Regions from separate parts of the Homo sapiens genome. Here regions 2, 3, 4, 5, 6 and 7 are each linked to region 1. The links are chromatin loops, found by intact Hi-C in ENCODE. Cell type or tissue: Calu3. All regions are shown on one strand.

Region 1 (4,000 bases):
AAGAATGTGTACCTCCATATAAGCTAAACAGCATTTTTAGTGCTACCTTCAAGGTATTCTGTGCTCAGGCTGTCTGCATTCATCAACCTAGGTGATGTACCTGGTGTGCTACTGAGAGGTGCTCTGAGTATTCCCATCCATCACAAGCAAAAAGAAAAGATACTGTGCTGTCTATAGGAAGATGTGACCTACCCTCCTAGGGCAGGACAGGCATTTGGAGTGTTTCCTTCCCACTTATAACTAAAGATTATATTTATGAGAAGTCTCATAATCTGTATTTATAAAGATTTCCCCTCGTGACCAAAAATTAGATTTATGAGATGCCTCTCCTTTTTCCTTTTTCTTTTTATTATCCTTTATTAAATGAATAATTATACTAGAAGGTACCATTTGTTAACCACCTCATTGGTTCCAGGAACAGTAATATGCCCTTTTCATTTAACTTTGAAAACAACCCTTGAACTAAGTGCTATTATTATAAGAATTAAAGAAAGAGGAGAGAAACAAGAAGGGTGGCTCAACAGTCAACAGGTTTATTTCCAACCATGGAGGGACTTCTGACAGAGTTAGTCAGAAGCTGCACTTTCTTATAGACTAAGAGTTTTTAAGGATTCAGGGAGGGAGAGTTTATCAGAGGCTTGGACTGCTTCTGTGTTTCTTTGTTGTGCTTATCTGGGAGGGAGAGTTGTGTGTCTGTTCCCATACCTCTTTCTGCAGCTGCAGGCATATCCCCCGAGTTTGCCTTTAGTTTCCCTATCTTAGTGCACCTGAAGGGAAAGGTTTGTCTGAGATGATGGTGCTCCTGCTCTGTCAATTATCACATCTGGAAGATGAGAATCAAAGGCTCAGAGATGTTATGTAGGGTGCCCCAGGTCACAATCCTATGAGGTGGCAGAGCTGGAATTCAAGCCCAAGTCACTCCAACTTCAAAACCTATGCCCTTAACCATCTCACTAGACATCTGCCAAGAACCAAACCAGCAGGCCCAGGGCAGATGGGATTATGGCAGCTGGGATCAGGGACACACCAGATACAGCCCTTCCTGCCCAGTCATGCCCAGTTCATGCATCCACAGTACCATGCTTCTCTCTGTCTCCTACTTCTGGCTTAGCTAAGCTGCCTTCATTGACCACAGTCCCTGGCTTTGACTTGGTGAACTTGAGAGGAGAAGTCTTCTTCCAATCGAAGGTTTTTCTCCATTGAAGGGTTCGTGGTCTCACAAGCTTCAAGGAATGAAGCCGTGGACCGCAGCGGCAAGTATCACAGCTCAATTAGAGAAACGCGGGGACCCAAAGAGTATGCAGTGGCAAGATTTATTAAAGAGAAAGCGAAAGTAAAGCTCACACACGGTGGACGGGACCCATAAGGGTTGCCGTTTCTGGCTTGGGTGTCTTATGCTTATATCCCCTTATGACCCCTCCTCTTCTCCTTTTTCTGTCCTATAGAATTAGCTATTTCTATCCGCTTGTGGGTTGGCGGGCCTGATTGGTTAAAAACATCAAGCTGCAGCTAGAGCTTAAACTCCCTATGTGATTGGTTCAAGTTTCAATCCCTTAGCTTACAGCTGTGACTCATTTTGGCTGAGGGGAAAGTCGCCTTTGATTGGTTGAACTTTCAATCCCTTAGCTTGCAGCTATGACTCATTTTGGCTTAGGGGAAAGTCCCCTTAGGGAAGTCCCTGTTGACCCAGGAAGCCAACTTAGCCACTTAGTCCCTCAAACTGACTCCAATCTCTGTTTTTTTTTATTTTTTACCACATTTTCTATTTGGGGGGGTCTGCACTATCCTAAGTCCTTGCCTCTGATTTGAGCCCAGTCAACCCTTCCACAGTTCCATTAGTCTGGAACTCCATCAACCCAATCAACCCTCTCTTTTGTAGATCTGTCTGGAACCCCATGTCATGAACCGGATGCCTAGAACAGTTAACATGCGTGAGCTAATAACATTTTCATAATAAAGGTTTATTAGTGTATGTTTATATATGTGTTAGGCATAAATATGCAGGTATCTTTTTTTAAAATTAATACTAAGATGACCCTCTATCTAGCCTGAGGAGATTCCCACAAGTAAACCCTTTGTTTCTTTCAGGGAATTCTTCACAGTCCCACACAATAACCCTGCAAGATCAAAACCAACTCCACACAACCCTCAAGTTCTTGCTGTTTTTCCCAGGCCTAGCTTGCCACCTACTGGCAAGAAACAGGAGCAAGAATCCAGGAGCAAAGACAGAAAAGGAATGACAAGAATTGAACACGATGCCTCTGCTAAATATTCTAGCCCTTAGTTTCTAGTTTTAGATCTCTCAAGGCCCAGATCTGCCAGACACCTACAGAAAGACTGGAAGCAGTCAAAGGAGGCTTTCTCCTCTAAGGCACTGTTAAGATCTGTTTCTTCTTGAAAACAGAGTATGAACAAATCAATGGTCTTTATGCCCCTCATTGGCAGAAGATCTCCTTCTGTTAAGAAACTACAGGATGAATAAGTTCTGGAGACCTAGTGTACAGCATAGTGACTATAGTTAATAATACTGTTTTGTATACTTGAAATTTGCTAAATGAGTAGATCTCAAGTGTTCTTACCACACACACACCAGTGAGGTGATGGATATGTTAATTAGCTCAATTGTGGTAATCTTTTCACAAGGTATGGGTGTATCAGATATCACCTTGTACACCTTAAATATATACAGTTTTTATTTGTCAATCATACCTCAATAAAGCTGGGAGAATAGAAGAGTTTGGGATTTTTTAAGAAATAAAAAGAAGAAAATGCACAAAAAGAATAGCATCAGAGAGAAGGAGAAAATTTGAACTTCCCAGAGAAAATTCCTAAAGACAGCCAAGGAGGAACTTCCCAGCTCAGTCTATCAGCAGACATCATCAAGAACACAGGGCCCACAGCAGTAGGGCTGTGGACAAAGTGCACAATAAAGCATCTTCTTTCTCTTTCCCTGGATCTTGAATCTGTGAGCCCAATTGAACAAACACCAATCAAATGTAAAAGCCTAAACTAAACCCTTACGTTAACATTTTTACTGACCTGCAAACTGAAAGGTTTTCTAAAAAACGATATTTGCCTAGCTCATATAAAATTATAAATTTCTAAAAATATTAAACATATCAAAAGCATGTCATGCAAATTTGATTTCAATGTCTTATATCCACATCCTCACATCATAAACATCTCACAAATAGCAATCCCTTCCAAAATGACTCTTTTTTAAGCTTTAATTTTGTGCCCCAGCGTTCTGTACATCTTGAGAAAAGATGACAATAAGGAAGAAAAACTGACCAGTCCTTCTCATTTTCCTTCCTTCTCACTTGTCAGAAACTAGAAAAAAAATGCCTCATGGGTTTTAGAAAAATTTCAGATTGTATGACCTCTTCTCTGTTTAAAGTGCAGATGAATTTCAAGTTAATCATAACACATTGACCACACATAATCATTTCCTTCCCCTCCTGACACTCAAAATGACAACAACAAAATAAAAAATATATTACTCACAAGGACAAAGAGAATGTGAGAGGACACAACAGCAGGCAAGGGATTTAAACTCATTTGCAGAAACTTGAGTAAGGGTAGACTTTACAGAGTGATGGCATTTTTACCTCACTGCCCACAGACAGCGGTGCTGCTAAGAAGCATGTGAAACAGGTCCCTGAGATCCTGTTCATCTAAAGGCATCTGACATCAAAGGCAGGGGTAGGGCGTGCGGCTAGAGAAAAAAGAATTGGTTGAAGGTCTAGAGATAGAGTAGTTGGAACCCAGGTATAACCCATTGCTACAGAGCCAGAAATGAAATCTACAACCAATGACTTTGTAGGGAAAACAATGCCTTCTCTGACAATATATCACCCTTAAAGGAGAGCATCTGACAGTTTGATGCTTGGCAGGGAAGACAAGGGCATGAGCAGAAGTAGGGGGAGTTGATCAACAGCCCAGTATTTTATAATTCTCTTGCTCCTGCCATCCAGAAGCAATTACAATTCAGCTTTACTCA
Region 2 (4,000 bases), 1.5 Mb before region 1:
GTTTCCCACTACCAAAAGCTACTTGAACTAATTAATGAGTTTAACAAGGTTCCAGGATACAAAATCAATATACAAGAACCCAGCTGTATTTCTGTATATTGGCAACAAACAACTGTAAGTTAAAATAAGAAAAAATGCCATTTACAAAGCATCAAAAAAGATAAATATTTAGGAATAACTGACAAAAGATACGAAAAACCTATACACTGAAATGTACAAAATGTTGCTGAGAGAAATTAAAGATGACCTAAAAAACAAAGATTTACTTTTTCATGGGTTGGAAGACTCAATATTGCTAAGAAGTCAGTTCTCTGCAAAATCTATAGATTCATCAGAATCACAAAAGTGGGCTTTTTTGTAGACATGGGCAAGCTGATTTCAAAATTTATATGGAAATGTAAAGGACCTTAGCATAGCCAAAACAATGGAAAAAGTACAACTTTAGAGGGCCCATACTTAATTTTTATCTAATTCAAGACTTAACAAAGCTTTATGCTATAGTTTGGATATAGTTTGTTTGACCCCTTCCAAATCTGATGTTGAAATTTGGTTTCCAGTGTTGGAGATGGGTCCTAATGGGAGGTGTTTGGGTCATGAAGGTAGATCCTATGTGAATAGATTAATCCCCCTCTCTCTTGCTTTCTTGCTTGCCATGTGATCTCTGTACAGCTGGCTCCCCTTTGCCTTCTGCCATGAGTGGAAGCAGCCTGAAGCTCTCACCAGAAGCAAATACTGACACCATGCTTCTTGTATAGCCTGCAGAATCATGAGCCAAATAAACCTTTTTATAAAAAATAAATTACCATCTCCGATATTCCTTTATAGCAACACAAACAGACTAAGACACTTTAGTATACAAAACAACCTGGTTTTTACATAAATGTGGACACATAGAGCAGTAGAAAGTAATGGAAAGTCCAGAAATACACTCAACATCTATGGGCAACTGATTTTTTTTCACAAGGACACAAAGATAATGTGGTAGAAAAAGTACAGTCGTTTCGATACAGGAGTTGGAAATTATTTAGGCAGATAGGGTAAGAAAGTCCTCAGTAAGCTTTCCTTTTTGTAAAAGCAGCCCCCAAATCATTTCTTTTCTAACAAAAAGCAGCCTGAAAAATCAAGCTGCAAGCATAACTAAGCAAGCTAAAATCTTGCATAGGTAAATACCAGCAGCTGTGCCAGTAGAGAAAGGCTACCTGGGGGCCAGTCATGTTCAACATGGTGGCTCCATCTTCCCTTTGTGAACCACGTGTACAGTAAGGAACAGACAACATGGCGCTGGCCAGGTAGAGAGCCCATCTGCACAATAAAAGATTAGGGTGGGATGGGCAGCTTCCTTGAACCCCATGCAAACATAACAACTGGTTCTACCAATCTCTTGGGCCCTATGTAAATCAGACACCACCTCCTCCTATATAAATCAGACACCACCTCCTCAAGCTCATCTACAAAACCCCGTTTATTTCATCACAAAACTGGAAGACCCACTCGGGTGCCCCTCTCTCTGTGCAGAATAGAGAGCTATTCTCTTTTTCTTTTACGTATTAAACCTCTGCTCTTAAACTCTCTACTTGTGTGTCCATGTCCTTGAATCCCTTGGCGTGAAACAACGAACCTCGGGTATTTATCCCAGACAATGTCGCCGCTTCATTTTGGGGCCCCATCTGGGACATCCTTTCATTTCAAGGCTGTCGGCCTCCATTCTGGGCATTTTGGCTGTGTTTTGAACTGATTTCCCTTCATGGAAACCTAGCCATTGCATGGGGCTGGAATAAGTCCTGGAGGATTTCTGGCCAGGTCTACACCCTGGTGTTATCTGAAGGCTTCTGGACTGACCCGCCTCCAACTGCTCAATCAGGCATCGGCAACAGGATCTCCAGCTTTACTTATCATAATTTCCTCCTTTCCTGTCTGCGACTGCCATGTCTCCTCTCTCTGTATGCAATGTGGTGGGAATTTTTACAGTTCAGGGAAGTAATCCTATTAGGCAAGATCAGGAAATGTAGGATGCTGCAGTAACCAGGAATATAGCTCAAGGGAATGTCGTTTTTGTGATTTTTCTAGGAACTGAGGGTCTCCACCACTCCCCCGCCCCACCACTGTGAGCATTTCTCCGCCCTTGGGCTGGAGGGCACATGGCATTTCAAGGTCAACAGCACCACCTAGTGGAATAGAAATCTCCTCCCTTTTGGCACCTCTCTACTAGAGACCAGGCTTTATGCGCTTCTGTAAATGGAAAAACTCTCCCTTCAGCAATGAGGAGGAAAAAATCCTCTAAAATCAAATTTTAGTCTCGATACCGTCCCATCAGCAGGAAAATGGCCATTCGGTCCCTACGTTCTTTTAAGGCACATATTCTACCTCCCATTAAAACGATACTTAAATAGTAAGAAGATTTTATGTCTGGAAGTTCACCGGAACCATTCTCTAAGGGTAAGTGCTTTAGCATGGGCCATAATAGCAGGATATAGAGTTTAATCTAGTACACTCCCTCCATTAAATGGGTCTTGCTCACATGAAACTATTATGTAGTTTTTCCTGAGATCCATCTTTCTGGGAGCCACACGGGCCAGATGAGTCCAGGAAATCAAAGGGATATCACAAGTGGAGGACTAAAGTCACAAGAGTGAACATAATCCCAAATCGCTTAGTTCCTTTGGTTCCATGCTGAGGGTCATGCCTGCAACCATGGGTGGCACATTTAATAAATGCCAGGGCTCAGGGAACTAGGGAGGGAAAACAGGTGGGGGGATGCCTCCACTGTCTTTCCCTCTACCTTGGGCCATTTCAAAGGAAAGGAAGGAGACTAAAGGCATACGTTTTTCTTGCTTCTCTTTCTAGATAGGTAACAGACCATCTTCAGCCTGAATTCCTCTGGAATGTGTTCTGAAGCACTGGGACTCCTTTGACACTAGATTTTAAAGAAAAAGTGGGTCACTTTCTTATGCACAAGGGCATGGCCTTCTTACTAGAACTTTGCAAGTGTTGCACAATCAACTCAGCTTTTTTACCAGTCATATCAGGAGGGCCCAAAGAAAATGATTCCCCAAAATTAGAGAAACAAACCCTCAGGAAACCCTTGAATGCAACCCTCGAATGCAACTTCCAGATGCTGTGGCCCTTCCTGCCCCCCATCCACATGTCAGCTCCTCCAGTTCTACTACCCAAACCGCTAGACTTTTCTATGGTATTTCTCCTTCCTTCTTTCACAGTTTAAAATGGCTCCTATTCCTTCTTTTATAATGTTCCTCCAAACAGAGAAATGTCAAGTTCCCCAAACCTTAAAGTGCATCGCTTAGAGTTGAGCTCAGGAGCAGGGAACCCAGAAGCTGACATGCCAGCAAAACGGTAAAAGTTTTTTTTTAACCAGTTGGGCTTTTGGCCTCTCTGTCTCTGGGCAAACTGGTAAAAGGGATAATAAGGATCACTGATTACATTCTCTGTTAAGTTTTAATTAATGAAAAAGGATTTGTGTAGTTGGTCTTAAGCTGTCGTCAATCTGGTGTGCTTTGCATGTCTTTCTGCATGGTTCTGTCAAAAGAAAGGGTGCCTTAGGACTGGGACCTCATAAACCTGCTGTTCAAGCCAGCCCTACAAAATGATCGGTGATGAAGTTTGCTGCAGGCCTCCATCTTGTTTTATGTCCTTGGGAACATGAGCTGTGACTACGTGGCAATATTTTGTTTTAGTCTCTGCCATTCTACAGTGGTGGCTGTCTTCTTGTGCTGAGTCACTTCCTGAGTGGGGGCTACAAAATCAGATGAGCCAGTTTGTCAATCTGGGTGGTGCCAGCTGATCCATCAAGGGCAGGGTTTGCCAAGTATCTTGAGCACTGATCTTGGGAGCAGTTTAGGGAGGGTCAGAATCTTGCAGCTTCCAGCTGCACGACTCCTGAGCCATGGTTTCTAATCTTGTGGCTAGTTTCTTGGTCTAGTGCCCAGACAAGAGGGAGGCTTATTTTGGGAAGGAGTTGCTATCATCTTTGTTTTAGGCTATA
Region 3 (4,000 bases), 260 kb before region 1:
AATACATCATAGATTTCCAGATGAATTCTTGCATTTTATCTGGAATCAATCTATGTAACAAATATAAGTGTTGATATTTTTATAAAGACTATGTTCACCATGAACTACAAAGAAAAAGGAGTTCTAAAAGGCATGAATCCATGCATTCATATCCAGGAATTATTTCCACATTTAGCAACTACTTCTCCCATGCAAAGATTTTACCAAATCATTGTCTAAAATTGTCTCTTTTTGTTCTACAAAGAAAAGTGGATTCCCACCTTAAAGTTGCTTGGTGGGAATTTGCCTCAATTCAGTTCCTATTCTCCATTTCCTTTAATATTCTCCTCACCTCTCTAACAGGACACTGGAAAAGGAAAACAATACTGTTTGGGCCAATAGCATTGAAAAAAAGAGTTGTAAAATGATTACTTAATATGGACAGTTCAAGTGAAAGAAGTGGAGACTCTTGCATTTTTGAACTGCTTTTCATTTCTCATTATACATGACCTACTTCAATCAGCTTCGACCTTTGAAATTTTGTTCCCTAACACAGCTAAAATAAGGTCTCTTCCTTTTTCTCTCTCCTTCTCTGCAGCCCTGTTAGATAAAGTCTCACTTTGGGTTGCTGTCCAAGAAGTTCTTAGTTAATTGCATGTAATTATGCTGCATCCTACTTTCAAATGCTAGAGCAATTTCTTGTATCCTTGTAATACAATATGACTGAAAGCTCCAATAGTTGTAGCGTCCCAGTGAGTGGCTCCCTTCCCTTCTGAGGGTTTTATAATGCCAGAGGACTTTGCTGAGTGGCAGTGATCTTTAAGTATAAGGCAAGACATTGAGATAAATTAGTAATAGCAGCTACTGACAGTGTTCCCTTGGGCCCTGCTCAGGTCTTTGCCAAGGGGCCACATCACTAAGCCAGTGACACTCCTCCTTCAGACGTTAAAGATAAATAAATGATCAGGTCAGTCAGCTGGCAGCTGGCATGTTCATCCTATCTGGTAGGAAGATTTTTATTGTAATGCAAACTTCAAAATTAAAAAAACAAAATGTCATCTGGGGCCAGAGTCGATTTTTTGGAATTTCTTGCGTTCATTGTGTTGTATTGTCTTTAGAGTAAGTCTACTTTTATTTTAAGAGGTATAGTGCCTTCTAGCGGACTGGAAATTCTCTTCAGCTAGTTCAAACCTTACATAGCTGGAGACTCAAGCATATCCTGATACTCATCACACTAAGCAAAGCAATCTCAGGTCATTTAGAAGAATTTTGATTTGTATCTGTATTTTGGCTGAGAGGCAAAGGGAAATCTATTGATGTTTGGGCACTTTAATTTTTTTAAAAACCTAAGCAAGAACTTAATAATCAAAAATCATTCTGTCTCGCTTGTAGAATCCTGAGTTCAGGAAAGAGACATTATATCATACTCATCCCAAAAACTCAGTAGTTTGTTGCTGAGACATTGTTATCCCTTTGGAAGTCAGGATTGCCAGTTCAGCGCTTGGGAAGTCATTTAATTTCTCCAGGTAAGTTCCTCTAGCCTGCAATTAGAGGACACTGACAGTAGGTGGAGATTTTTTTTTTTTTTTTTTTTGTGGAGACAAGAGTCTCGCTCTGTCACCCAGGCTGGAGTGCAGTGGCGCAATCTTGGCTCACTGCAACCTCCTCCTTCCGGGTTCAAGCAATTCTCTTGCCTCAGCCTCCTGGGTAGCTGGGATTACAGGTGCCCACCACCACACTCGGCTAATTTTTATATTTTTAGTAGAGACAGGATTTCACCATCTTGGCCAGGCTGGTCTGGAACTCCTGACCTCGTGATCCACCCGCCTCAGGCTCCCTAAGTGCTGGGATTACAGGCGTGAGCCACTGCACCCGGCCAAAATCCTCCCTTTCAATTGGAGTCCCTCCTCCAAATTCCTCCTATGTAGACATTCTGGAGCCTCTTACAAAATATCTGCATTTTCTGTTGATTGGTATTTTATTAATAGAGATGCTCCCTAGCATTAGATAAAATATTTTTCCTCACAGAGTCTTATTTTGCTAATTTGTAAAACAGGAATAATTCATTCATGTGTTCAACAAATTAATGGAGTAGCACCACATGCCAGGTACCAGGCAAGTCACTGAGGAATGAAAGCCAAGTCACCTGCAGTAAGAGCTTTCCTAGGAACTCACAATTGGGGATGACAATACCAGCCTTATAGAAGTGTCTTTAAAACTAAATAGAGAAAACTGTGTGAAAAATGTTACACACTCAGCCCACAGTAGCAGCTTTTAAACAACAAAAATGTATTTTGTTTTACTTTTCGAAAACCAAATCTCTTTCAGAAGAACCTGTTGCACTGGTATATACACCACAAACTCAGTGTTTCTTCAAACAGATATTTGAAATGGTTTTAACCAGAACTGTAACATAAATTTCAAATCTCCAAACCCTGGCCACACATTTCTAAAACGTCTGCCTCAGTATTTTAAGATTCAAACACCCCTACAAAAGGCCAGTGACTCTTACAAAACCTAGAAAACAAAATTCTGAAATGAAGAAAGTGAAAAAATGTATATATTCTAGAGGTATTTATTTCTAAAGGCAAGTCAGCATCTACACAGATCAGTACTGACAACTGGCTTTCAAAGACTCTGTGAATGTTCTAAGTTATTATTGTTTCCCTTCTGCCCCATTGTCATAGGGCCATTAGACAAATCAGGCTTCTGCCCCATTGTCATGGGCCATTGGAGAAATCAGGCCATTGGAGAAATCAGACTCATTGGCTCCAAGTTATCTGGAACAATCACAGGCCTAGTATGGGGCTGAAGGACAGGTGAAGAAAGGAAGAACAAGGTTCCCTCTCCTCTTTGCAGACTTGCTGGGGCTTGGCAGTCAGTTGTGTGACATTGAGTCAACTATTTAACTTTCTAATCATCACTTTCCCCATCTCTGATGTGAGAGCAGTCATTGTATGTTCCTCATGGCATTGACAGGAGGACAGAGTGGGACTCAACACCTATCTGCCATACACCTGCTTATTTAGGGCTCTCATAAAGACCTCACAGGCATATTTGTCTTCTTTGCAGGGATGTTCTCTATAATAGTCCCCTAGCAACAACAACAACATCACCATCACCATCACTGTCATTTACATGCTGCATAATGGAGATTCACTGAGCATCTTCTGAGCAGAGAGGAGACCCAAGCAAAAAAAGAAAGAGAACTAAGCCTGAGACTTTCTGAAGCTTGTTAAAAAGTACAATAAAAAAAAACAAAAGTGATCATTAGTAGGGCATTTATTATGTGATAGTCAAGGAACTAAACACTTTTTATCCACTGTGTCTTCTTCAGTTCTCCCACCAGCCATCCTATGAGGAAGATGCTATTACTACCTCACATTTTAGAAATCAGATAACTAAGGATTAGAAAATAAAATTACTTGTTTAATGTCACGCTGCTAGAAGTGGCAGAGCTCTCAGTGCCAAGCCTGCAACCTCCACAAAGAGGAGAAGAAATAGTGTACCTCTTTCATTCACCCAAATCCCAGCCCTCAGGTGTAAGAGAGGCCAGAAAACTTGCCAAGTCTGATAACTCAAGGAAGTCTCATTTTCTGATTTTTTGTAATGTAGAGTCTACGCTTCTTTCCTTTCCCTCACAAAGCATCCTCACCATCTACTCAGAAGGTAAAGACAGTTAACTACTAAGCAAAACAGAAGTCAGGTAAATAAATTTTTAAAGATGATATAGCCTTATTTTTAGTAAGTATTTTTCTTGGGGTTAATGGGCACAATCTTGGTCTGGGAATAAAGCCACGTAATTAAAAGATTCCCTTGCCTCTTTAATTTTTTTTCTTTTTTCATTGTATCAAAGACAGTAGATACAAAAGAAAGACACTTAGAAGGAGCCAGCGGTGTGTCTGTCATCAGCCTGAAAGCTGGGATTGTAGACCCCAAGTTGCAGACAGAGTACGGCGTGTGATTAAGGGAATGTCCTGCCTCTTTGATGTGAGTCCAAGGCAGAGGAGTTCCACCAGAG
Region 4 (4,000 bases), 710 kb before region 1:
TAATTTAATGCTGGCAACAACTATTATGATATTTCAGGGGTGGAGGCTATGTAATCTTTTATCTAAATTTATGAACGGCTAATAAAAATATTTATTAATTTACCATAATGTTCCTTTGAAGTATTTAGATTTGTAAGGATGAATCAAACATTTTCACTCAATCGCTACGTATAGCAACTGGAAAGCTACATAATTTGTTGAAAAGCGTCCTAATACATGTTTGATGGATTTTCCGCATGAGTTGAATTTCTTTTTCAGACCAGGTTAGTAACTTTTCATAGGGAAACTTTCATTTTAATTCAAATTACTTCGCAGGATTGTTTTGAATACTCATGCTTTCCACACAATTTATGCAGTATCTACTCAGCTGCCCCGAAGACTCAATTAGCTTCGTGATTCTAAAGAAGTTTTATTGAATTGCTATTTTGAAGATACAGAACAAAAATAGTAATAGATGATAAAAACAAAATGCTGTCTCTGATTGTTAGCCACTAAATTATATTCTTGACCAAGACCATTGAGAAATTCAATTCCGGACAGTATTAATTAGCTCAAGTCCAGGGCTACGGGACTAAAAGCAGCTGTGCACCCCCCACCCCTTTTTTTCTGCTGAATGTTTATTTGCACACACAAAAAATTAAAATTAACATGTGTCCAAAGAACATCATAAAATGAATTATTCATTCCATGGCATTGAAAGCGCACACACGCACACTCTGAAAAGCAGATACCAGGTAAGCAACTTTAGGGCAGCTGCCGAGTAGAATATCAAGAAATTGGATCCAGCTGAGAATTCCAATTACCTAATGACCTAATGAGGGTGATCCGCTTTCACTCTAATTGCTAGGTCTAACTCGTTGTAATAGTCTTTATCATGAAAAGCAGGCTTTAAAATAATTTAAAATGGAAACAAATATTCAACGGGCCAATTTCTTTCACCTTCTTTAGGGGGAGACGGGAATTTGAATTCACAAAGAAATGCAAATGTAAAGACTTAAGATGGAGCAGAAACAAAGAACATAAGGATCACCTAGTGCATTGTGTTGGTACATCTCTTAGAAGAAGACAGCACAGGGAATTTGTGAGACACCAAATGCAATTTTTGTTAGTTTATTAGAGAGTAAATAAATAAATAATGATACCGAACTCCAACAAAACTCCAGCACTGTCCGTGGGCAGCGACTATTCAGCCCAAGCTATCATTCTTAATTTCCCTGCCAGGCTGCGACTACCGGGGTGAATCAGCCCGCGCCAGGCCCCTTTCCCACCCGCCGCTGCAGTTAGGACTTGGCAAAGATGCTCGATATTTGCGTATTTGTGACCGGTCTTTGCTTTGTGTCTGCGCTGCAGGTGAGGAGGAGGAAGAGAAGCAGAAGAGCAGCTGGAGGCCGGCGGTGGCTGAGCAGCCCCCACACCTTTGAGCGAGCCGCCTGCCTCTCCACCGGCAAGGAAGCCCTGGGACCTCCGGATTCGGGCTGCCGGAGGGCCTGAGCGCCAGAGCCCAGGACCCGGCGGCCGGGGGCGCCATCCCCTCATGTTCTGGAGAAGGCGCAAATGTGAGCTGGCGGTAGCGGGGAAAGCCCTCCGCCCCCGCCAGGGGGGACCCGGGAAGCCCGGCCGGCTCTGTCGGCAGACTGCGGGGATCCCCTCCTCCGGCCCCGCCCCCACCCACCCCCGGCCGGGGTGCCGAGGCGGTTAACCCTACCCGCGCCGCAGCGCACTTGGGCTAGAGCGCCGCGCACCCAATCCAGATTCCAGAGCCTGCCGGCTGGGAAAGATCCGGTCTCGGGGTCGGCTATGATCCCGCAGCGGCCAAGGCAGGGCTCAGGCCCCGGGATTCTCCCCACACGCTGCTGCACTGGCGCAGCCGGTCGCCAAACTTTTTCTCCCCAAAGCCAGTGCCCCCGCAGTTACTTGGCGGGCAGCCGGCAGCCCACTCTCGGCGGGATGATCTGGGAGAAGCGGGCGTGGGACGAGGGGGCTGCTGTTTTGCAGCCCTGCGAGGCGTGCAGTCGGAGAAGTGGTCGGGGTTCCACACCGTCCCTGAGCCTGCCCCCGGCCAAGGTGGCCCGACGTGCTGCAGTGGCTGGCGCAGGTGATCCGGGCAGCGCGTCCGGCACTAGTCAAGGGGGCAGCGGCACGGGAGGGAGGGGCGCCTTTCTCTTTTCTCCTCCCCCTGCAGCCCAGCTGCACTGCGTGGGGGCTCTCCATCTCCACGCAATCAGCAGGCGGAATCCCTGCCCTGGAGCGCCCTGGCTCTGGACTGCACCCCCCTAGGGTTTGTCCTGCAGATTCCCCTCCCCATCTTTCTCTGCCACACACGCTTCCCTAAGCCGCGCGCGCCGCAAACTCAGTCTCGGTCCCCGCAGGTGATGTCATGCCCATTGTTTTGGTGCGCCCAACCAATCGGACTCGCCGCCTGGATTCTACCGGAGCCGGCATGGGCCCTTCCTCGCACCAGCAGCAGGAGTCCCCGCTCCCGACCATAACGCATTGCGCAGGGTGCACCACCGCTTGGTCTCCCTGCAGCTTTAACAGCCCTGACATGGAAACCCCATTGCAGTTCCAGCGCGGCTTCTTCCCAGAGCAGCCGCCGCCGCCGCCGCGCTCCTCACACCTGCATTGCCAGCAGCAGCAACAGAGCCAGGACAAGCCGTGCCCGCCCTTCGCGCCCCTCCCGCACCCTCACCACCACCCGCACCTCGCGCACCAGCAGCCGGCCAGCGGCGGCAGCAGCCCATGCCTCCGGTGCAACAGCTGCGCCTCCTCCGGTGCCCCGGCGGCGGGGGCGGGAGATAACCTGTCCCTGCTGCTCCGCACCTCCTCGCCCGGCGGCGCCTTCCGGACCCGCACCTCCTCGCCGCTGTCGGGCTCGTCCTGCTGCTGCTGCTGCTGCTCGTCGCGCCGGGGCAGCCAGCTCAATGTGAGCGAGCTGACGCCGTCCAGCCATGCCAGTGCGCTCCGGCAGCAGTACGCGCAGCAGTCCGCGCAGCAGTCGGCGTCCGCCTCCCAGTACCACCAGTGCCACAGCCTGCAGCCCGCCGCCAGCCCCACGGGCAGCCTCGGCAGTCTGGGCTCCGGGCCCCCGCTCTCGCACCACCACCACCACCCGCACCCGGCGCACCACCAGCACCACCAGCCCCAGGCGCGCCGCGAGAGCAACCCCTTCACCGAAATAGCCATGAGCAGCTGCAGGTACAACGGGGGCGTCATGCGGCCGCTCAGCAACTTGAGCGCGTCCCGCCGGAACCTGCACGAGATGGACTCAGAGGCGCAGCCCCTGCAGCCCCCCGCGTCTGTCGGAGGAGGTGGCGGCGCGTCCTCCCCGTCTGCAGCCGCTGCCGCCGCCGCCGCTGTTTCGTCCTCAGCCCCCGAGATCGTGGTGTCTAAGCCCGAGCACAACAACTCCAACAACCTGGCGCTCTATGGAACCGGCGGCGGAGGCAGCACTGGAGGAGGCGGCGGCGGTGGCGGGAGCGGGCACGGCAGCAGCAGTGGCACCAAGTCCAGCAAAAAGAAAAACCAGAACATCGGCTACAAGCTGGGCCACCGGCGCGCCCTGTTCGAAAAGCGCAAGCGGCTCAGCGACTACGCGCTCATCTTCGGCATGTTCGGCATCGTGGTCATGGTCATCGAGACCGAGCTGTCGTGGGGCGCCTACGACAAGGTACAGGCTTGAACCCCAGCCCACGCTACCGGAGTCGGGCACTGGGTGGTTGGGATGGGCACTGGCGGGGACCCTTTGCGTGCGGATCCCTAGCCTCTCCGGGACGATCAAGGGAGCCCGCCAGGACAGCGGGCGCGTCTAGGACGCGCATCCGTAGTCAGCTAAACAACTCGGAGATGAACCCTTTCCGCGTGCAGCCAAAGTTCTCGAGGCAGTTAAGAGTGCTCAGCGCATTCGGGCACCTTAAGTAAGTGGTTCTGGAAGTCGGTGGGGAAACCATCTGTAATTCATCCCCTCGTGAATTATGTTTAGAAGGGCCCTTTCAACCCGCTC
Region 5 (4,000 bases), 970 kb before region 1:
AATATAAATGACTTGAAGCAATTTTACCACATATTAGGCTTTTCTCCAAAGGATTGACTTTATTCTGAAAATAAATAATTCATCAAATTTGATGTGATAAGTGTTTTCTTTTGACAAAAAACGTACCCTGAACTACTGGAACCACACCACATAGGCAGCCAGGTTCTTCCTCCAGTATTAAGACCAGTCCAATTTGGGGCCAGTCACATACATAAATATGTAGGCCAAGGTTTCTCAGCGTGATTATATATATAATACAGATTATAGCAAGATTATAGCATTATAAAAAATCACCAATTGCTAGAACTGAAAAGCGTTACTCCCACTTCCTCTTTCCACCTCCTTTTTCATTTTGCACATAAGAAAACAAAAACTTGGAGGAGAAAAATTGCTTGACCAAGTCCTAGCAACTACATTGAGGAAAAGTTAAGACTATTATTAGAGTCTTTTTTATTTTTCTTGAAAAGACAGGATCTCACTCTGTTGCCCAGGGTGGAATGCATTGCTTATTCACAGGTGCAATCATAGCATACTATAGCCTGAAACTCTTGAGATCACGGGATCCTCCCTCCTCAGCCTCCCAGGTAGCTGGGACTACAGGCACATGCCACCATACCTGACTTAGAGTCTTTTCACTTCATATTTAGAGTTCATTGGCAATTGTGCTATTTATGATTTTGTTCTTGGAAAAATTTTTGGACCAGATTGCTTTTCTTCAGATATAGTAGCCCTACTTTTCAAAAAGTTTTAGTCAAAAAGACTGTCTATATAATGACCATAGGTATTACGTTTGAATTGATTTATATTTTTGACATTAGAGAGGTCCTCACACAAAAAGGTGTCTTTTAAATAATATATATAAAGAAAAGTTTTTATTTATAAAATATTAAATACATTATTCAAGTAAGTCTTTTGTACTTTTGTATGAACTCCATAGGATATGAGATGCTCAATGTATTTCTTCACAAATTACAATCTATCATGTTATAATATCTTATTCCTAATTTAAACATCTCTATAAATCTCAATCTTATAGATCAGAAATGAGTGAAATTAATTACAAGCAGTGGATGAAAACAGTAGAAAGGAATGAGACCTGAGTGTAATTTTAATGTAGATTTTATTTTGAGCCATATTAATGTTTTACGTATTCCAATAGGAGAAATAAATTTAAAAGGGTGAAGGAAAACCCCCAAGATTAAATGACCCAAAATATACAGCAAATTTATAAAATAACTACAAAGAAGAAAAAAATAGTAGTCCAGGTAGATTTTATAGATGGAGCTCTAGCTTTCTTCCCTTAGTGGAATATATTTTAAAAGTAAAATGAATCCCAAAGAAATATTAATTTGTTAAGTTTCTTGTTGGAATAGTATTGCTGGGTATGGGTGTAGTATTGCTGGATTTTGAGTATTATAGGATTAATCAAGGAACTAAGTATATTGTTCATGGAAACCAGTGTTCTCACTGCAGAGAATGCAGAAACAAACTACGAATGAAAAGAAGAGAGGAAGTATCCTCTTCTTGGGTGTATCAGTATGAATATATGTATCCATGTGGGTATGTGTGTGTTTATGAGTGTGTGTATGTATGTGCTCTGCCCATCTTAAGGGCCAAGAGGCAATGAGTCCCCAGTGACAAGGAGATCCCTGGAGCCCAGACTTTGATTTCTAAATGAAAGGAACTAAGGCTTCTTGGAGAAATTATGGATTCCGGGTCAGAGGAGAAGTATAAGCCAAGCCTAAACTATTTTATTAGGCCAGAAAATAAGACGTATTCAAAACCCGATATGGAGATGTCCATTTTGGCCAAAATTAGAAGGTTTGAACAGGAAAAGAATAGTGAAATAGTGGATTATAAAACATTTAGTTAAGAAGAATATAAGTCCATAGTTACATTACATTTTATATATAATTATTAATATATCAATATTGTAGATCTCTTTTCAAAATATTTATATAATATCCTTATTTTATATACAGACCTATGGATATACTTACATTAAGTGCTTTAATAACTTTATATTTTTCACTATTATTATAACTTTTATTTCTTATGGTTGGATATTAAAGCTCTGTCCATAAATTCTAAACTGAATATTATTTGGTACATGTTTACATTTTTTGGATATAATTTGCTTGGTAGTTTTTGTTTATACCCAGCTGTGGTCCACTTTTAAATCTTTGTGAGTAGTCATAGAATTTTAGAATTAGGAAAAATTTTAGAGAATATTTGGCTCAATAGTCATCCATCCCATAAATATGATTCAAACTTTTACATTTTAGGCACTGTCCTGCACAGGATTATATTGGTCCTGGTGCAGTAGGTGTAATCACATCTCTAGGTGGCGCCATTTACATAGTGGTTTATGCCAGTGGCACCATCTATGGTTTTCTTTTTTTTTTTTTTCTTTTTTTAAAATTATTATTATTATACTTAAGTTCTGGGATACATGTGCAGAACGTGCAGGTTTGTTACATAGGTATACATGTGCCATGGTGGTTTGCTGCACCCATCAACCTGTCGTCTGCAATTAGGTATTTCTCCTAATGCTGTCCCTCCCCTTACCCCCACCCCCTAACAGGTCCCAATGTGTGACGTTCAGCTCCTTGTGCCCAAATGGTCTCATTGTTCAACCCCCACTTATGAGTGAGAACATGTGGTGTTTGGTTTTCTGTTTCTGTGTTAGTTTGCTGAGAATGATGGTTTCCAGCTTCATCTATGTCCCTGAAGAAAACATGAACTCATCCTTTTTATGGCTGCGTAGTTTTCCGTGGTGTATATGTGCCACATTTTCTTTAACCAGTCTATCATTGATGGGCATTTGGGTTGGTTCCAAGTCTTTGCTATTGTGAGTAGTGCTGCAATAAAGATACGTGTGCATGTGTCTTTATAGTAGAATGATTTATAATCCTTTGTGGATATACCCAGTAATGGGATTGCTGGGTCAAATGGTATTTCGAGTTCTAGACCTTGAGGAATTGCCACACTGTCTTCCACAGTGGTTGAACTAATTTACACTCCCACCAACAGTGAAAAAGCATTCTTATTTCTCCACGTCCTTTCCAGCATCTGTTGTTTCCTGACTTTTTAATAATTGCCATTGTAACTGGCATGAGATGATATCTCATTGTGATTTTGATTTGCATTTCTCTAATGAACAGTGATGATGAGCTTTTTTTCATGTGTCTGTTGGCCACATAAATGTCTTCTTTTGAAAAGTGTCTGTTCATATCCTTCATCCACATTTTGATGGAGTTGTTTGTTTTTTTTTTCTTGTGAATTTGTTGAAGTTCTTTGTAGATTCTGGATATTAGCCCTTTGTCAGATGGATAGATTGCAAAAATTTTCTCCCATTCTATAGATTGCCTGTTCACTCTAATGATAGTTTCTTTTGCTGTGCAGAAGCTCTTTAGTTTAATTAGATCCCTTTTGTCAATTTTGGCTTTTGTTGCCATTGCTTTTGGTGTTTTAGTCATGAAGGCCTTGCCCATTCCTATGTCCTGAATGGTATTCCCTAGGTTTTCTTCTACGATTTTTATGGTTTTAGGTATTATGTTTAAATCTTTAATCCACTGTGAGTTAATTTTTGTATAAGGTGTAAGGGAGGGGTCCAGTTTCAGTTTTCTGCATATGGCCATCCAGTTTTCCCAACACCACTTATTAAATAGGGAATCCTTTCCCCATTGCTTGTTTTTGTCAAGTTTGTCAAAGATCAGATGGTTGTAGATGTGTGTTGTTATTTCTGAGGCCTCTGTTCTGTTCCATTGCTCTATATATCTGTTTTGGTACCAGTACCAAGCTGCTTTGGTTACTGTAGCCTTGTAGTGTAGTTTGAAGTCAGGTAGCGTGATGCCTCCAGCTTTGTTCTTTTTGCTTATGATTGTCTTGGCTATATGGGCTCTTTTTTGGTTTCATAGGAAATTTAAAGTAGTTTTTTCTAATTCTGTGAAGAAAGTCAATGGTAGCTTGATGGGAATAGCATTGAATCTATAGATTA
Region 6 (4,000 bases), 620 kb before region 1:
TGAATTGCCTTTTTCTTTTCACCTTTTTTTCTGGATTAGTTGGAAACTTTATAGGAACTAGTGAAAGCTACATGATCTATTTGTGGATAGTGCTGGAAAACAAGGCTGGCTTTTTAAGTAATTAGTAGGCTGGCTGGCATTGAAAGTTTTGGGGTTTTCGTGATTTATGTAGTGATTTTTCTCCAACCATTATATGTTTACAAAATTTTACTTGCAGTTATTTTCACTCTTTTATTCACTTTCTCACTTTCAGCTCCCCTATCTCATCCTTTCTTGTTACCCAACTCTTCTTTTCTTCCCTTCATTTCTTATTTTCTGCCTGTATAAAAATATTTTTCCGGCTTTAACACAACATATTGTGTCAGTTCCAGATCTCTACAAGGGTGTTCTGAAGCCTTTATGGAGTAGGGGACTGGTGGGTCTTAGCGGTGATGGTTTGAGTTTGAGACAGCTTCGTTCACTACACTGTGCTCCTCCTGCATGAACCTAGACCTGTGTTTTAATTCAGTTCCTGACATTTTGGCATTGAAGTCTATATTTTAGCTGCCCATGCTGAATCAAGCAAGGTGCAATTAGGAGGCATTCTAAGACTAATTTTTAGAATTGAAGTGGGAAAATTTAACTGGTAAACCTTGAAAATGACCTTCCCAGAAAATCTGTGCTCATTCTCCTCAGCCTGTCTGGAATCATCTTCATCTGAGAACTCTCTCAGCTCGCTGGGTTTGGTGGCTCAGTTTTCTGACTCTGCTTCTTATCTCTCCCCGAGGAATAATGCAATGACATTCAGGAATGTTCTGCTTCCCTAGAAACATAGCTTGAAACTGTGAAGTGCTGGAGGCTAAGACTTCTTGTCATTGTTTGTTCTACGTAGGAATTTTCATTTGCTGTATTTTGAAAATTAAAAATTTAGAATCAATTTGTGATAACTGCGTACTGTAGATGGGGCACCTTAAGCTGGTTGATTTGGATCAGTGGCGCATATTTTTTTCTCAGTTGACTGAGAGCCCTAAACAGAAGCCCTGTCAAAAAATTCTCAGGAATACGTGACTGATACTAGACATAGAGATGTACGTCCTCCCTCGGCCTGCCACCCTGGAGATTGAAGTGCTAGTGTTGGTAGGAGAGGCAGCTGAGGGGGCCCAAAAATGAAATGGCACAGAACGATCGTGAGCTTTCTTTTTTCATTTGGACTTCTTGTCACTGAACTTCCCACTTTCTTCCTGGTTTCATTTTGTGGCCTGCTGTACCCTCACCCTATGTTGCTCCTGCCTTTCCAAGGGACCTCTGACTAACCTTTTCCTCTCCCTCCTCTCCTTCTCCAGCCCTCTTTTCAGTCTTTGTCATACTAGTTACTGTGCTCATTGGCAGTGGCAGCAAAACGTAGTGTAGGGTAGAAGGGAGCAAAACCAAAGCTGCGCATACTCTGAGCAGCCCTCAGGTATGTCACCTTGCTTCTGTGCAAGAAGGCCCACTTCCAAAAGTAATGACTTTTCTTTGTATCTACTTTTACGTAAATAGAGTACTTGCTGAATATAGAGCACACAGTCTGTACACTGATGAGGACTTGGGTAGCGTTTTGTTATCTCCGTGCTCACAGCCACCTGGTGAGGTAGACAGTCTGTTCTCTTAGAGAAAAGCGAGGCTCAGACATTAGGATGCACTGCTGTGGGTCATGCAGAACAAGAGGTGGGGCAGCACCTCTGAACCCAGCTCAGTTCCTCCTTGCCTCTTGTCTCAGAGCAAGTGAACAAGACCCTGACTTTTATATCTTCAAATGCAGGTTCATTTCCAACATTGCCTAGTTAAAAATATCCACAGGGATTTTTTTTTTCCTTACAGATTTAAGAGATAAGATCTGGTCTTTGATCTTGAGAATCTCAGAGGGGTGAAATGTACAGATGCTGCCTCCTCAGATCTGCTACCTTAGATTGGATTTAGAATAGAGTAAGCATCCAAACATACACACACACACACACACACACACACACACGCGCGCGCTCGCGTGCGCGCACTCTTCCCTTAGAAGAGCCCTTAACCCAGAATGGGGGCTTTCCCTGCAGGGTATTCCCACAACATCACCTCACAGCCCTCCTCTAGCACTGATCTGGCTGAACTCTGCAGAGCAGCTGTGGGGATAAACTGGTGTGGCACTGCCACCTAGTGACTGCCCGCCACACCGTTCTTTGCCTCTGAGGTGCCGTGCATCCGTCAGCTGGCCGCTACCCATCATGGAAAATCATAGTGGGGGCTTCTAAAAATAGAGTCTGCCAGGCCAGTGTCAACATGCTTTCTCTGCTATCAGCAGAGCCTGGCACACATCAGACATGGATTAGATTAAGTGTTTTTGAAAAAGTGGTTTTTTGGGTAAGGGAATCTTTGGGCCTGGTCGAGCATGGCTCCATCTGTCTGCTGGGGTTCCAGTTTCCTCTTGGAGGAGCTCACAGTGTGCACAGGATGCCTGGCACGCAGCAGGAGCTGAATGAATAGAGGTTGCCCCGCAATGTTTAAATATCCACTGGTCTGGAAGTTAGAAAAGGAACAGGAGGAAAGAGAAACTTGGTCAGAAATGCTAGTCCTGGTTAAAACATTGTTCTGGATTTTGATATTTTTTGATTTCCCAGAAAGTATCAGGGGCTTGAGAATATAATTCTCTTCAGGCGTTTTTGCCAAATTCCAAGATTTTCCAGTTTCACTACTTTCCAGATGTGTTGATATGAAGCCAGCTCCAGATTGTCTGATGGCCATTACTAGAGTCCCAGCTGCCCTGAAACTCTAGGCCAGTGGTTCAGAACAGGAGTAATACCGCCCCCAGGGGAATTATGGAAATTAGTGGAGAATTTTTTTTCTTGTTGCTGCCTTGGGCCAGGGATGCTGTGTATCTGTTACGCATTTAACAAAACACTGTTCTACATCCCACTTGACTTCAGATTGACCTACTGGATATTACATATAACAAAAACCTGTTTATAATTTTCTTAGCTTAGACCTAAATTCATTTTAAATAAGGACATAAAATAGTTTTGCTCAGTAGTAATCAACATTTAATTTTCAAATAATGTAATTTTCTAATAATATATAAATTGGGGGAAATTATTAGTGATACCGTCTGTGTTCTTATAGGTTTTTAACATAGTAGTGAAAGTTATATAGGTGTAAGATTTGAGACTTTTAACTTATTGACAGATAAGTCATTGCTGAAGTCACTTATTCCAATATGACATGTAAATGCATAGTGAATAATAGAGTTAGAAAACAAAACCTCTTTGTCCTCTCAGGGAAACACGATAAATGTAATTCTTCAAGTTTGAAAATTTGTGGATGTTCTATCATTCCCTTTTCCATTGGGACATCGAACTTTATTTTAAAGTAAGCTTATGCTCTTAGAACATAGCCGCTGATGGTCTGGAGACAAAAAAGTAAGTTGTCTATATCCCAAGTGTGAATGAAACTGTCATTAGCCAAGGTTAATGCATGAAAAGAAACCGGACATTTTACAGAACCATGCCCCGCCAAACATACGCACACACACACAGGGAGAGAGAAAAGGGGTTAGCTTTGACATTTTTCTCAATGAAAAGAAGAGAGGAAGACATTCCAAATGTGCAAAATTAAAGGAGCAAAAGAAAATCAAGGTGAAAATACTCACTTTGGCATTTTAGAGTCAATAAAGAATTATATAATTTATAAAAATTCAAGGCTGGAGGCGGTGGCTCAAGCCTGTAATCCCAGCACTTTGGGAGGCCAAGGCGGGCGGATTATGAGGTCAGGAGATCAAGACCATCCTGCCTAACATGGTGAAACCCCATCTCTACTAAAAATACAAAAAAATTAGCCAGGCATGGTAGCGGGTGCCTGTAGTCTCAGCTACTTGGGAGGCTGAGGCAGCAGAATGGCGTGAACCCGGGTGGCGGAGCTTGCAGTGAGCCAAGATCACGCCACTACACTCCAGCCTGGGTGACAGAGCAAGACACTGTCTCAAAAAAAAAAAAAAAAGAATCAA
Region 7 (4,000 bases), 1.4 Mb before region 1:
CACAGTAAATCCCTGTAACATATATAGTGGCTGTCATGGTGGAGTTGGAAGTGAGGGTGCAAAATCAGAAAGACCGAACATTTGGCGAAGGGTCTGATTCATCCAAAAGAGATCATGCAAACTAGGCATGATACTAAGTTGACTTTGAATACACTATTTAAACTTCATCATCCAAACTGACTGTTTAAAAGAGATGAGATTAAAATATCGCTAATTGTAACTCTAAATTACCCATGCTACTTAGCTAGGTGGGAGTTTGGTGAGGAAACTCGGGTCAGTCTTACAGACAGAAGAAACAAAGCTTTCTGGTCTCATCAGAATGCAGTGTGAAAAATGAGTTATCTGTCCTTCACCAGCTGAGAGGTTTAGGCTTCATTTCATAGGCAATGGGGTGCCTTTAAACCTTTGTTGGTGTCAGCAGCTTCCTGTGCTTTACAGACCAGGAATATACCTTCCTTTCCCTCTTTGCTCATCTGAACGTCCCAACTCTTCCAAAAAGGACACACACCACTCCTGGAACAAGAACCCCACCTCCACCTCCCGAACTCCTGTTAATGGAAATTATAAGGTTTCCTGTTAGGGAATAGTTGGGAGATTTCTGTATTTCCCTAAAATAATCTGGCCTAATGAATATGCTTATTAGAGTTTTTACTTCAGTTCACACTATCTTCTTTTCCTAAATCCTAAAATATATGAAAATACATTAGGTAACAGAATGATGATGAATCCCCTTACATAAAGTGACTATAACTAGAGATTGTTTTTAAAAAGCTGGCATTGAGACATCACCAAAAGCATCCTCCTAGGTCTGCAGAAGGGATTTTGGAAATGGCATGTGATACATTAATTCTAACTTACTGCTTCCCACATACCATGGAACAATCATTTTTTTAAAGCTGAAAATATTGAATGATTATTTCTAATGTGAAATGTTTTTAAGTCATAACATGTGCATTGTGAAATGCCTATCATATGTGTTTCTTGGGCTGGTAATCTCTGGGGTGAAGATACATAAAGATGAAAGCAGAGAAAGAATGTTTGCGAGGGAGCCTGGCCCCTCATTGACTATGTTGATGTGTCTTGGCCTCTCCCACTGTTGACATTACACTTTGCTTAGGATCTGACTTCTTAACTTTTCTGCCTTACTCTGTTCTCTTTCTCTCTGGGATGCATCTTAATGCAGGTCCTTTTTCTTGAAACACACATATTTTATCCCATAGTTTATGGGAGTCACACAGTAAAAATGCTTTGTGATTACAAAAATTTTTTTCTGTTTTCTTTTACAAAAGGTACAAGCCCAGTTAAGAAGTTTAAACATGAATTATATATAGAAAAATGTGAATATTACTCATTAAAATGACAACTTCTGTACCTTTTTATTTTTGGTTTTAAATTACACCACTAATCCAAATACTGTAAGGAATAACTGGTTTATAAAAGGTGATTAAGTTAGGAGTGACAGACACTTACCTTTTAAATAAAAAAGTCAGATCCTTAATATATCACAGGGTCCTAATTTATAAGGTCATCCTCTTTTAGCAGTCTGCCCATCTCAATTGTCTCCTGGGTTTTCTTAATATTTTGAGGACACAACAATGCTATTATTTTAGGTGTGGTAGCACTGGTGGAAAAATAGGGAAGCATTTCATATTGATGATGCAATGCTTTCCTTTATCCTGACATTCTTATCTTTGAATAGGAAAGAGGTAATGTGTTCACTATGTAAATTAATTATAAGCCTTTTTTTGCTCTGTAAAAAGGGGGAATATTAAGGTTTTAGATAGTAATTGTTCTTTGACTCTGGACATGAGTCTTTGGAGAAATTCTCTTTGGTAAATGCAGTTCACTCACACGCAGTGAAAACAGCCATCAAAAGCTTTCATAAAGAGGCTGATAGTATGGAGTAATAACTACTTTGAAGGGCGTTGGGGGAATTATTCAGAGGTTCTGCAAAGTGGTTTGGAGACGAAAAGTGCAATATAAATGCTAAGTAGCCCCATATTTTTCTGGGAAGAGGTGCAGTAAATGTAATCATGGCTCTGCTCAAGCTGAGAAGCCTGATGGCCACCTCTACGCTCATATTTAATGTTGATGAAATCGCTGACACAACTTCCAACAGAGGATCTCTTTCTTCCCCCCTCACTATCATGTAAATAATTTCCACAAAAGTCAGAGCAATTCCTGCTTATGAAAGCTTTACACAATTCCCAGAATTGTGAAGGAAAAAAAAAGCAGGCATATGGTATTTATATAGTGGGTACTCAGTAAATATTTGTTTATTTTATTTTACTTTATTTTATTTTATTTTACCATTGCTTTTTAGGTGCCCTTTACACGTGTGCTTTTGAATTCCCCTAACATGATATCAGCACTAGATGGCGCTATGTTACCGTGAAGACTGCCAGGGTGGTGGTGGTGGTGGGGTGAATCTCTAATGTTGTAATTAGCCAACAATGCAGATAAGCAGAGGTTTAATTTAAGTCATTTCCCCCCTCATTATACTTTATAAGAAATCATGACCTTTTTATTTTGGAGGGGGTACAGGGACTTACTGTATTATTTTATCTCAGCATAAGCAAATTCAATTTGCTTTAATTCTCACTTTGAAGGAGAGAATGTCAGGCTGCCTCCTGCTCTGTTTCACAGTGTGTGGCATTGGTAATGAGCTCTGACAGCACTCCTCCTGCCGCTAACTGTGTCACATGAGCCGTCGGAAGGTGACTTGAGATGTGAAGAAATGAAGGTGCGTAATTGATTCTCACAATGAGAACATGCTTTCTAGTCCTTTGAAATTCCCCTAATGGGCTAAAATGTTATGTTCCTTTTCCCTCTAAAAACAGTTTGTAATGATTCAAATGGTCAATGATTTTGAAAATAATTGAACAGCTAAGCCTTAAAGTACTGTATACAAGCAAATTTTAGCAGAGGAGAGCACTGGCTTCCACTGTGACTAGAATTATCTTTGTGGGGACAGAGAATATTCCTCCCAGCCTCCCATCTTTTATAGATGTGAGGTGACATGGTGTTTTAGTGTGTTAATGCATGTTTCTATCTGTTTGGTGTTGAAAACCTTCAAAGGCGATTAACTCCCTTACAGAAGCTGAGAGGGAAGGAAATGAGTCCTTCACCAGGATATAGGCCTCTGAATGGTGGCGTTACTATAATGATATACATGCTTATGTATCTCTGTATCTCTACATACTTTAAGTCATATTTGATTAAGACAGTCTGCGGCTACTCAAAAAGAAAATTGGGAAGGAGAAATTGTAGAAAGGCAGCCGGAGAAGCTACTAAAGAGAATAGAAATAGCTTGATCCAAGAAAATGAAAGAGGCTAAGGTATAAACTAACCCTGCTGTTTCCAAACTACGTGCTGGGACACCCCAAGGTGCTGCAGCCAACTCACAGAGAGGCCCCAGGATATTTTGAGTTTTTGAAGGAAATGGAGCAGCGTCTACCAGAAACCAAGCAAATGACTTTAGAGTTTTCATACTAAATTACACTACATTCCTACAGTCCTAGGTGACATCATATTTTTGCAAAGCTAGGTTTTTGGAGGTTGATGGGATAAAAAGCAAGTAGTATGCAAAAATGAACAGGAATAGTTAACAAGGATGGCAGTGTCCAGTCTCATTCCAATGATGGAGAGGCTGTGCAGGGCCTAAGGGACACACATGCCCCATTTGTAAGTAATTGTGGTTATTTAAGACTGAAATGAAAGGTATTTTTTTCAATTTGTATTATTATTTTCAAATAGCTACTTAATTATTAGGACATACATACTTAACATTTTTGGATTTAACTACCTAATGAAAGGAATGGCTATGTAGTTTTTTTTTTTTTGGTGGTTAAAAAATTACTGAGACACTGAGGGTGCCAGGAAGTTAGAAAGTTTGAACTTCTGGGCTAACACTGTTTCTTGATGTCCTTTGAGGAGTAGACACGTTCCTGCCTCAGAGACTTGGCTCTCGCTGTCCTTCTTCTGGAATGTGCTTCCCTCA

The links. A loop is a pair of places that touch in the nucleus more often than their neighbours do. Peaks named below come from ENCODE experiments on the same cell type or tissue, not always from the same donor. Only the 100,000 strongest peaks of a DNase experiment are listed, where the experiment ranks them.
Region 2: it touches region 1 in a loop (5-fold over the local background); 37 of 110 quality-filtered maps call a loop at or near these places.
Region 3: it touches region 1 in a loop (12-fold over the local background); 9 of 110 quality-filtered maps call a loop at or near these places.
Region 4: it touches region 1 in a loop (15-fold over the local background); 3 of 110 quality-filtered maps call a loop at or near these places.
Region 5: it touches region 1 in a loop (14-fold over the local background); 6 of 110 quality-filtered maps call a loop at or near these places.
Region 6: a loop joins it to region 1, with 10 times the contacts of the local background. A loop is called at or near these places in 12 of 110 quality-filtered maps.
Region 7: it touches region 1 in a loop (20-fold over the local background); 18 of 110 quality-filtered maps call a loop at or near these places.

Annotation. Positions count from the first base shown.
Region 1 is chr5:115,067,370-115,071,369 of GRCh38, forward strand. No RefSeq gene overlaps it. Among named protein-coding and RNA genes, the nearest start is that of TRIM36, 100 kb to the right of the region's middle. RefSeq lists enhancers at 1,010-2,209, 1,515-1,824. In Calu3, no CTCF peak of the experiment used is centred here; a DNase peak (open chromatin) is centred at 2,172.
Region 2 is chr5:113,604,566-113,608,565 of GRCh38, forward strand. No RefSeq gene overlaps it. Among named protein-coding and RNA genes, the nearest start is that of YTHDC2, 93 kb to the left of the region's middle. In Calu3, a CTCF peak has its summit at 2,162 (motif pointing left); a DNase peak (open chromatin) is centred at 2,136.
Region 3 is chr5:114,802,385-114,806,384 of GRCh38, forward strand. No RefSeq gene overlaps it. Among named protein-coding and RNA genes, the nearest start is that of LINC01957, 230 kb to the left of the region's middle. In Calu3, a CTCF peak has its summit at 1,522; no DNase peak of the experiment used is centred here.
Region 4 is chr5:114,359,595-114,363,594 of GRCh38, forward strand. It overlaps KCNN2 (potassium calcium-activated channel subfamily N member 2), which reads left to right and starts at 2,476. Exons shown (of 8, transcript NM_021614.4): 1 at 2,476-3,667. The coding sequence starts at 2,546. RefSeq lists an enhancer at 589-1,505 and a silencer at 1,544-1,753. In Calu3, no CTCF peak of the experiment used is centred here; DNase peaks (open chromatin) are centred at 1,527 and 2,427.
Region 5 is chr5:114,099,020-114,103,019 of GRCh38, forward strand. It overlaps a transcript of KCNN2 not described here. Among named protein-coding and RNA genes, the nearest start is that of KCNN2, 260 kb to the right of the region's middle. In Calu3, a CTCF peak has its summit at 2,357 (motif pointing right); a DNase peak (open chromatin) is centred at 2,332.
Region 6 is chr5:114,447,920-114,451,919 of GRCh38, forward strand. All of the region lies in intron 3 of KCNN2 (potassium calcium-activated channel subfamily N member 2), which reads left to right. It overlaps LOC101927078 (a long non-coding RNA gene), which reads right to left. Exons shown (of 13, transcript NR_130785.1): 12 at 644-884. Among named protein-coding and RNA genes, the nearest start is that of KCNN2, 88 kb to the left of the region's middle. RefSeq lists an enhancer at 1,900-1,969. In Calu3, a CTCF peak has its summit at 2,158 (motif pointing left); a DNase peak (open chromatin) is centred at 2,152.
Region 7 is chr5:113,676,742-113,680,741 of GRCh38, forward strand. The region is part of intron 1 of LOC107986441 (a long non-coding RNA gene); the gene reads left to right. Among named protein-coding and RNA genes, the nearest start is that of YTHDC2, 170 kb to the left of the region's middle. In Calu3, a CTCF peak has its summit at 2,349 (motif pointing right); a DNase peak (open chromatin) is centred at 2,400.